2 separate regions of the Homo sapiens genome follow, and region 2 is linked to region 1. A link is a contact called in ENCODE Hi-C or POLR2A ChIA-PET data. All regions are on one chromosome and are shown on one strand. The core of a region is the stretch at or near the end of the contact, and the rest is flanking DNA. Distances in the headings are between cores, read along the strand shown. Region 1 overlaps BCAS1 (brain enriched myelin associated protein 1). Region 2 overlaps BCAS1 (brain enriched myelin associated protein 1).

What was found. Hi-C counts contacts between places; a loop is a spot of excess contacts on that map. ChIA-PET counts read pairs that join two places held with the same protein, here RNA polymerase II (POLR2A). Pooled maps may share reads with other maps.
Region 2: a map of K562 shows a loop between it and region 1 (6-fold over the local background). The contact joins two enhancer-like sites. A Hi-C loop is called at or near these places in 11 of 168 maps with a recorded cell type or tissue (A673, CD8-positive, alpha-beta T cell, K562 and 8 more), 1 of 37 single-sample maps with no recorded cell type and 4 of 50 pooled maps. POLR2A ChIA-PET finds 5 or more read pairs at or near these places in 4 of 52 experiments (MCF 10A, OCI-LY7, T-cell and 1 more).

What each region holds. Positions count from the first base shown.
Region 1 is chr20:53,958,626-53,961,710 of GRCh38, forward strand. All of the region lies in intron 10 of BCAS1 (brain enriched myelin associated protein 1), which reads right to left. Among named protein-coding and RNA genes, the nearest start is that of BCAS1-AS1, 45 kb to the left of the region's middle. Within about 2 kb of position 1,391, at least 3 of the 41 ENCODE cell types and tissues checked have a DNase peak (open chromatin) inside an H3K27ac peak, as active enhancers do.
Region 2 is chr20:54,063,057-54,066,252 of GRCh38, forward strand. The region is part of intron 1 of BCAS1 (brain enriched myelin associated protein 1); the gene reads right to left. Among named protein-coding and RNA genes, the nearest start is that of MIR4756, 3.8 kb to the right of the region's middle. Within about 2 kb of position 1,420, at least 4 of the 41 ENCODE cell types and tissues checked have a DNase peak (open chromatin) inside an H3K27ac peak, as active enhancers do.

The DNA of each region.
Region 1 (3,085 bases), core at 141-2,640:
CACATTAGAGATAATACAAATTATTATTTATGAAGGATAATTTTTAGTGGAGTGCTTACTAAGTGCTGGGCATTGTGCTAAATGAGATAATAACTTGCATTATTTCATTTATTCATTATGTCAGAACCTTAAGATAGTGGAATTACTTTATTTTTCAGACAAGGAAATGGAAGCTCAAAGATACTAGCATCACCATGGAACTAGCAGGTTTGAGTGCCAGTGTTGGACAGCAGGCAATGACTCCATATTCCACACTCTAAACCACCTCCCCATACTGCCCCTAGAAGGCAAGAGGCACCACTCAATCAATAAACGTTTATTGAGCATTCACTGTATGAAGTTGCTGAATGTTAGATTAAACAAAATGATAAAAGCTTGGATAAGATGGAGGATGACCAAACTCAAATGTGGATGTTTATGGGATGTCCCCTCATCAGGAGTCAACTGTGCTCTTCTTTATTTTTGATATTATTATTGTTTTTAAGAGACAGGGTCCCATTCTGTCACTCAGGCTGGAGTACAGCGGCACAATCATCATTAACAGCAGCTTCAACCTCCATGGTCAAGCAATCCTCCTGCCTCAGCCTCCCAGATAGATAGGACTACAGGTGTACACCACCATGTCCAGCTATTTTTTTTTTTTTTTGAGAGAGAGTCTCACTCTCTTGCCCAAGCTGGAGTGCAGTGGCATGATCTTGGCTCACTGCAGCTTCTGCCTCCCAGGTTCAAGAAATTCTCCTGCTTCAGCCTCCCAAGTAGTTGGGACTACAGGCGCCTGCCAACACGCCCTGCTAATTTTTGTATTTTTAGTAGAGACAGGGTTTCACCATGTTGGCCAGGCTGGTCTCAAACTCCTGACCTCAAATGATCCACCCGCCTCGGCCTCCCAAAGTGTTAGGATTACAGGCGTGAGCCACTGTGCTTGGCCCAGCTATTTTTTAAAAAATTTTTTTGCAGAGACAGAGTCTCACTATGTTGCCCAGGTTGGTCTCGAGCTCCTGGGCTCAAGTGATCCTCCAGCCTTGGCCTCCCAAAGCACTGGGATTACAGAAGGGTTGTGCTCTTTTTAATATACTGCTTAGTGTGAAAGAGGTGGTGTCTGGAAGTTCCGTGTACTGAGGAACATCATTGGTGCAGGTTTCACTAAGATTGACAAACAAAGATCAGACTGTCCTCTCCATAAAATTTAGATCTGTCTACATGGAAAGTGGGTTTTTCCTTCCTCCGTGCCTTGTGCATTGTTCTACAAAGGCCAGTCTTGCTTGAGAAGGTTTAGAAAAAGAAATGAACTGTTGGCTATTTCTTCCCTCCTCATAACCAGCTCTGTCAGCCTTCCCATCACACCCAAAGCTTTGGACACGTAAGGATTTCATTCAGCCTCCAAATTCGGGCTGTGTCGTAAGAGCCCTTCCTACTCAAGCCCATTCCCAAGTGGCCTTTACACTGTGGCTTTGGATCATATCTGTCAACCTTTGGGAATGTTGAGCAGCAAAAAACAAACAAATGCACAAAATGGCTTTTTAGGCAAAAACCGAATGGACATGAAGAGTCACGCATGAGCACTCCACCACCTTCTAGAGAATAAAGTTCTCTCACTTGCCCCCTAGGAGACAGGAATTCTAAACTTCCCGTTAGTTGTTTCAATTTGGCATTCATTAGGGACTCTGTCAATTTAAGGTTTCAATTTGCTTTCTTTCCCCCCATTTCTTTGAGAGCCCTTGGAGAAGAATTGGGATTGAATCAGAAGGCTGTGTTGACAGCAGCTGATCTCAGCTGACATCATGAATCATGAAAACAGACCTCCAGGCTGTCAGGGAGATTACTGCAACAAAGTTCAACTTCTTAAAAAAAAAAAAAAAAAAAAAAAAAAAGAGAGAGAGAGTATCTCAAACTTTTCAGTGATTTTTCTTTATTGCTTATTTTGAGGCATGTAAAGCTGTATGTATGCAAAGGTGACTGAAGTTTGGGTTTACACTTAGAATCTTATTAAATCCATCTGAAGTCACTTCTGTAGCAGCAGTTATTATTAATAACAACTGTTTCCTTCCTTCCTTCCTTCCTTCTTTCCTTCCTTCCTTCCTCTCGTCCTCTCTCTCTCCCTCACTTCCCTCCTTTTCTTCTACCCTTCTTTCTTTTTTCTTTGCAGAGACAAATCAGAATAATTCATGTTGAACTCTGTATTCAAAGGAACCATAAACATAGAAACTTATTTTTTCCAGCTGTCAAAAATAGCAAAGTTACTGTTTAAAGAGACTAAAATTCTTCCAGAGACTATTTAATACTTTGAAGAACAGTTTAAAGACTATGAAGTAATTTCAGAGATTTTCCAGTGTGATATTGAGCAACTTTCTTCATGGAGTTAATTTTTATTCATGACAGTCAAAGGTGAAGTATCTCAGGGCATTCAGCCTGCAGTGTTGAGATGGAATCTACTTGTGGCATTCACGCCTTGTATATTAATGAAATCATTTTTTATTTCTTTCATCTTGTCATGCATTCCTATAGCTTGATACTCTGAGGAATGTTTGAACCATCTCCAATGTATATCACTTAGCTATTCAAAAATCTAGCAAAAGTGTTTGGTGGTCAGTTCACATTTCTTTGAAGGGAATGTTAATGTATTTTGATGGCAATATAATTCAAACACAATTGACATTTAAAAGAAAAAGAATTGGGCTGAAAATTTAATATATGGTGACTATATCTGCAATATTGTTTATCAGACCAGTCTCATGAAAACAAATCCAAGAATGGGATCTACTGAAAATTTCTAGGATCAACAAAGGTAATGGATCTGAGCTTAGTATTTTACCACAATGCTCACTTGAAATGGAATTGGACTAGTCAGGCAAAATTCCCCAGCCAAGGTAAATTTTGTTTTAGTGACAAATATATTTAGAAAACCTATGTGCAAGCTTTAAGTAAGCCATATATTAATTTTCTTCTCCTTTCCCTTATTGTCATTTTAGGTAAGTGCAACAGCTCAATGCATCAAAATGGTACTTCCATAGAACACATTACTAAAGAAATCACAACAATGGAGCATGTGGTTGTTCTACCTTCGTATCCTTTCTGAGAATACCAG
Region 2 (3,196 bases), core at 170-2,669, 100 kb after region 1:
TGGCAAGAAGATGGCAACTCCTTCAGTGCCCCAAAGGTCCTGGAACTCGTAATAATGATAACCATATATGACTTGTATGGAGAGCTTGCCGTATGCCAGCCCAGTGCTGAAGCTCTATGTAGACATCAGTGTAGCACATAGGATAGGAATGTGGGCTCTGGAGTTTGGAATCCCTGAGCATCACTGAGCCTCGCTGGGCCTCAGTTTCCTCATCTGTAAAAATGGGGATAATTATAGCCTCCATCTCAAGGGGCTGGTATGGAGTCAAACCAGTGAATATAAGCAAAGTGCCCTGAACAGGGCCTGGCACATAAAGAGGACTGCACAAGAGTTAGCATGAGTAGGACTCTCACGGGTATGATCCTTGCTCTTTGAAGCCAGTTTCTCCCACAGGTGCCCGGTAGTGAGACTCTACCGAGGAATCCAGCAACATTTCTGATTCCTGTGATCCTCTCACCGAAAAGTCAATTTGGGGCCCTGGAATTTGTATTTTTAGCAAATGCCCCAGTGATTCTCATGATCAGACACCTATAGAAAATAGTGTGATGGTGACCATCTTCAAGCTTTTTCCAGGAGTGAGGATGCTCTAGGACACAGGACTCTTATGTTAAAATTGGAAAACCCTGGGCAAACCAGAATGACTTGGGTGGAGACTTTTTTTTAAATCCCCGTTTAATAGATGGGAAAACTGAGGCTCAAGGCAGTTCAGACAGTAATTCTTGTCTGTAATAGTTTTCTCCCATTTCTCAAAAAGGAGAAAAATAAATCAGATAGAGTTTTTCATGATAAACGTACAATTGAAAGAGCTAACTTTCATTTTTGAAAAAGAAAAAGTTTGAATGGGGTGTTAAAATGCCCTTTCTTTCATGAACTGATTATATGAGTGTTTTGTCTTTATGACCTTATTTTACATTAAACATACGAAGCTATGGTGGGTGGAGGGGTGTTGTTTTTGAAATTAGACTTGTGTTTGAGGGTTTGGCACTTTGCCACTGGGGGTTGATTGTGGAGGTTCAGATGAGAAAGCCCCTTCACTTCCCCGCCTCCTGCCTGTGTTATGGGGGCCCATGCCCAGACTGGGCTGCATGTGAGAACCTCCCACAGAGTTCTGAGATCCCCATGCCCAGGCCCCTGCCAAACTGATGACAGCAGATTCTCTGGGGTGGGGCTGGGCATCGGGGTACTTTCAAGATCTCTAGGTGATTTCCATGGCTGAGAGCCCCTGTTTTGGATATTTCTGGGGTGAGTGAGTGAGTGTCTCCTGGGGTCAGAACTCTCCTGGCTGCTGCCTACCCTGACCTAGACAACCAAACCCACGGATTCTCAGACGGAGGAATAGCTCAGGCTTCGGAGTCCACAGACCACCATCACCCAGGCACCTGAATACACTCACAACCCTTCTAGGGGCACTGCTTTGCTGACGCACTGTTTCGTGAGCTTGCAAATCAAGAGAACTGTCCTGGGCCTCCAGCTTCCCTTCCCCCAGAACTGGCGGGCAGGGCAGGCTTTCCAGCTGGTTATTCAGAAGCAAGCCCAGATGCCCCACCGGAGGTGGGTGGAGGCTGCCCTCCGCAGTCTCGCTCTCCTGCATCTCTGGGGTTCCCCTCTCTCCTCTTGAGAACAAGAGATCTGGAGTGAGACAGGCATCCGTAAAATCCCACGATCGTGAGGCTTTGGGCAAAGCACTTGACCCTTCTGAAAGTATCTTTCTTGTGGAAAATGACAGTATTCATAATGGTGGCAATAATAAACACATTTAGAGTGTTTTCTCTGTGCTGAGCAGTTCTGATTTGCATATATTTGCCTCTCTTGGTCCTCCCAACAACTCTCTGAGTTAGGTACTTTTATTTTCCCAGTTGTCTTATGAGAAGCCGGAGCACAGAGAGGTTGAGTGGCATGTCCTGATACATCGTGGTACCGTGCGAAGGGGTAAATGTGATGGGAAAGTGCCTGGCAGGGCGAGCACCTAGTAGCTATTAGTGATATAGATGTCCCAAACTCAACTCATGATGGTTCGACTGACAATATTTCAACTTTATGATGAGTATCTATCTATCATCTATCTATCTATCTATCTATCTATCTATCTATCTATCTATCTATCTATCATCTACTTTATCTATCTATCTCACACACACTATATATATAACATATTTACAATGTTTAGGGTATTTTATTTTGGTACCAATTTTCCAGGACTATATATCTATATTTCATATTTTGGATATCTTGTCCTATTCCTCGATGACTTACATTGCTTTGCTAAACGTTTTCTCCTTGGAAATATGCTGTTCTTTGTTTCTCCCTCACAATAAGTGGAGCACAGCGTTTCTGGAGTCAGGAGCGATTTTGGCCCCGAAGGGGCATTTGGAAATGCCTGCATGCAGTTTTGATAGTCACGGTTCAGCTTTGGGGGGCGTGCACTGGTATCCGGTGGGTAGAGGCTGGGGACGCTGCTACATACCCTGCAATGCCAAGGACCGCCCCCTTCCCCCAGCGAAGAATTGTCTGCTTTGCTGAGGGTCGCTAGTGCTGATATTGAGGGGCCCTGCTCTAGTGCCTGGACTTGGGGATGTTCTCCTCGTGTTTGTAGCCAGGTGTCACCTAGGGATCTGCATTTCTGAAAAGCACGTGAGTAAATTCGTCTGTGGTGGTGAAATAGCGCAAGCCCTCTGCCTGGGCTCCCCTCTGGCTCACCCTGGCCATATGCATAAGCCCTGGCTCCGTGTCTGAGAAGTGAGGGGTGGAGGGAAGGACCATAATAGATTCCTTGCGTGGAGCTCCTGTGAAGATTAGAAGGGTGTGGCCCATGTGTTGTATAACTGGGTGGCTGGTGCACAGCAGCTGAGGAATAGAGATAAGCTGTTAGTATAAGCAGTAAATAAAATGGACCATACATTAGCAGTAGTAATACCTAATATTTTTGTAGCGCCTACCTTATGCCAGCCATTGCTCTGAATGCTTCTCTGTGTTAACTCACAGCTTCCTTATCAGAACCCGATGAGGCAGGTATTTTTTTTCTTTTTTTTTTTTTGAGGCGAAGTCTGGCTCTGTCGCCCAGGCTGGAGTGCAGTGGCGCCATTTCGGCTCACTGCAAGCTCCGTCTCCCGGGTTCACACCATTCTCCTGCCTCAGTCTCCCGAGTAGCTGGGACTACAGGCGCCTGCCACCACGCCCGGCTAATTTTTTGTATTTT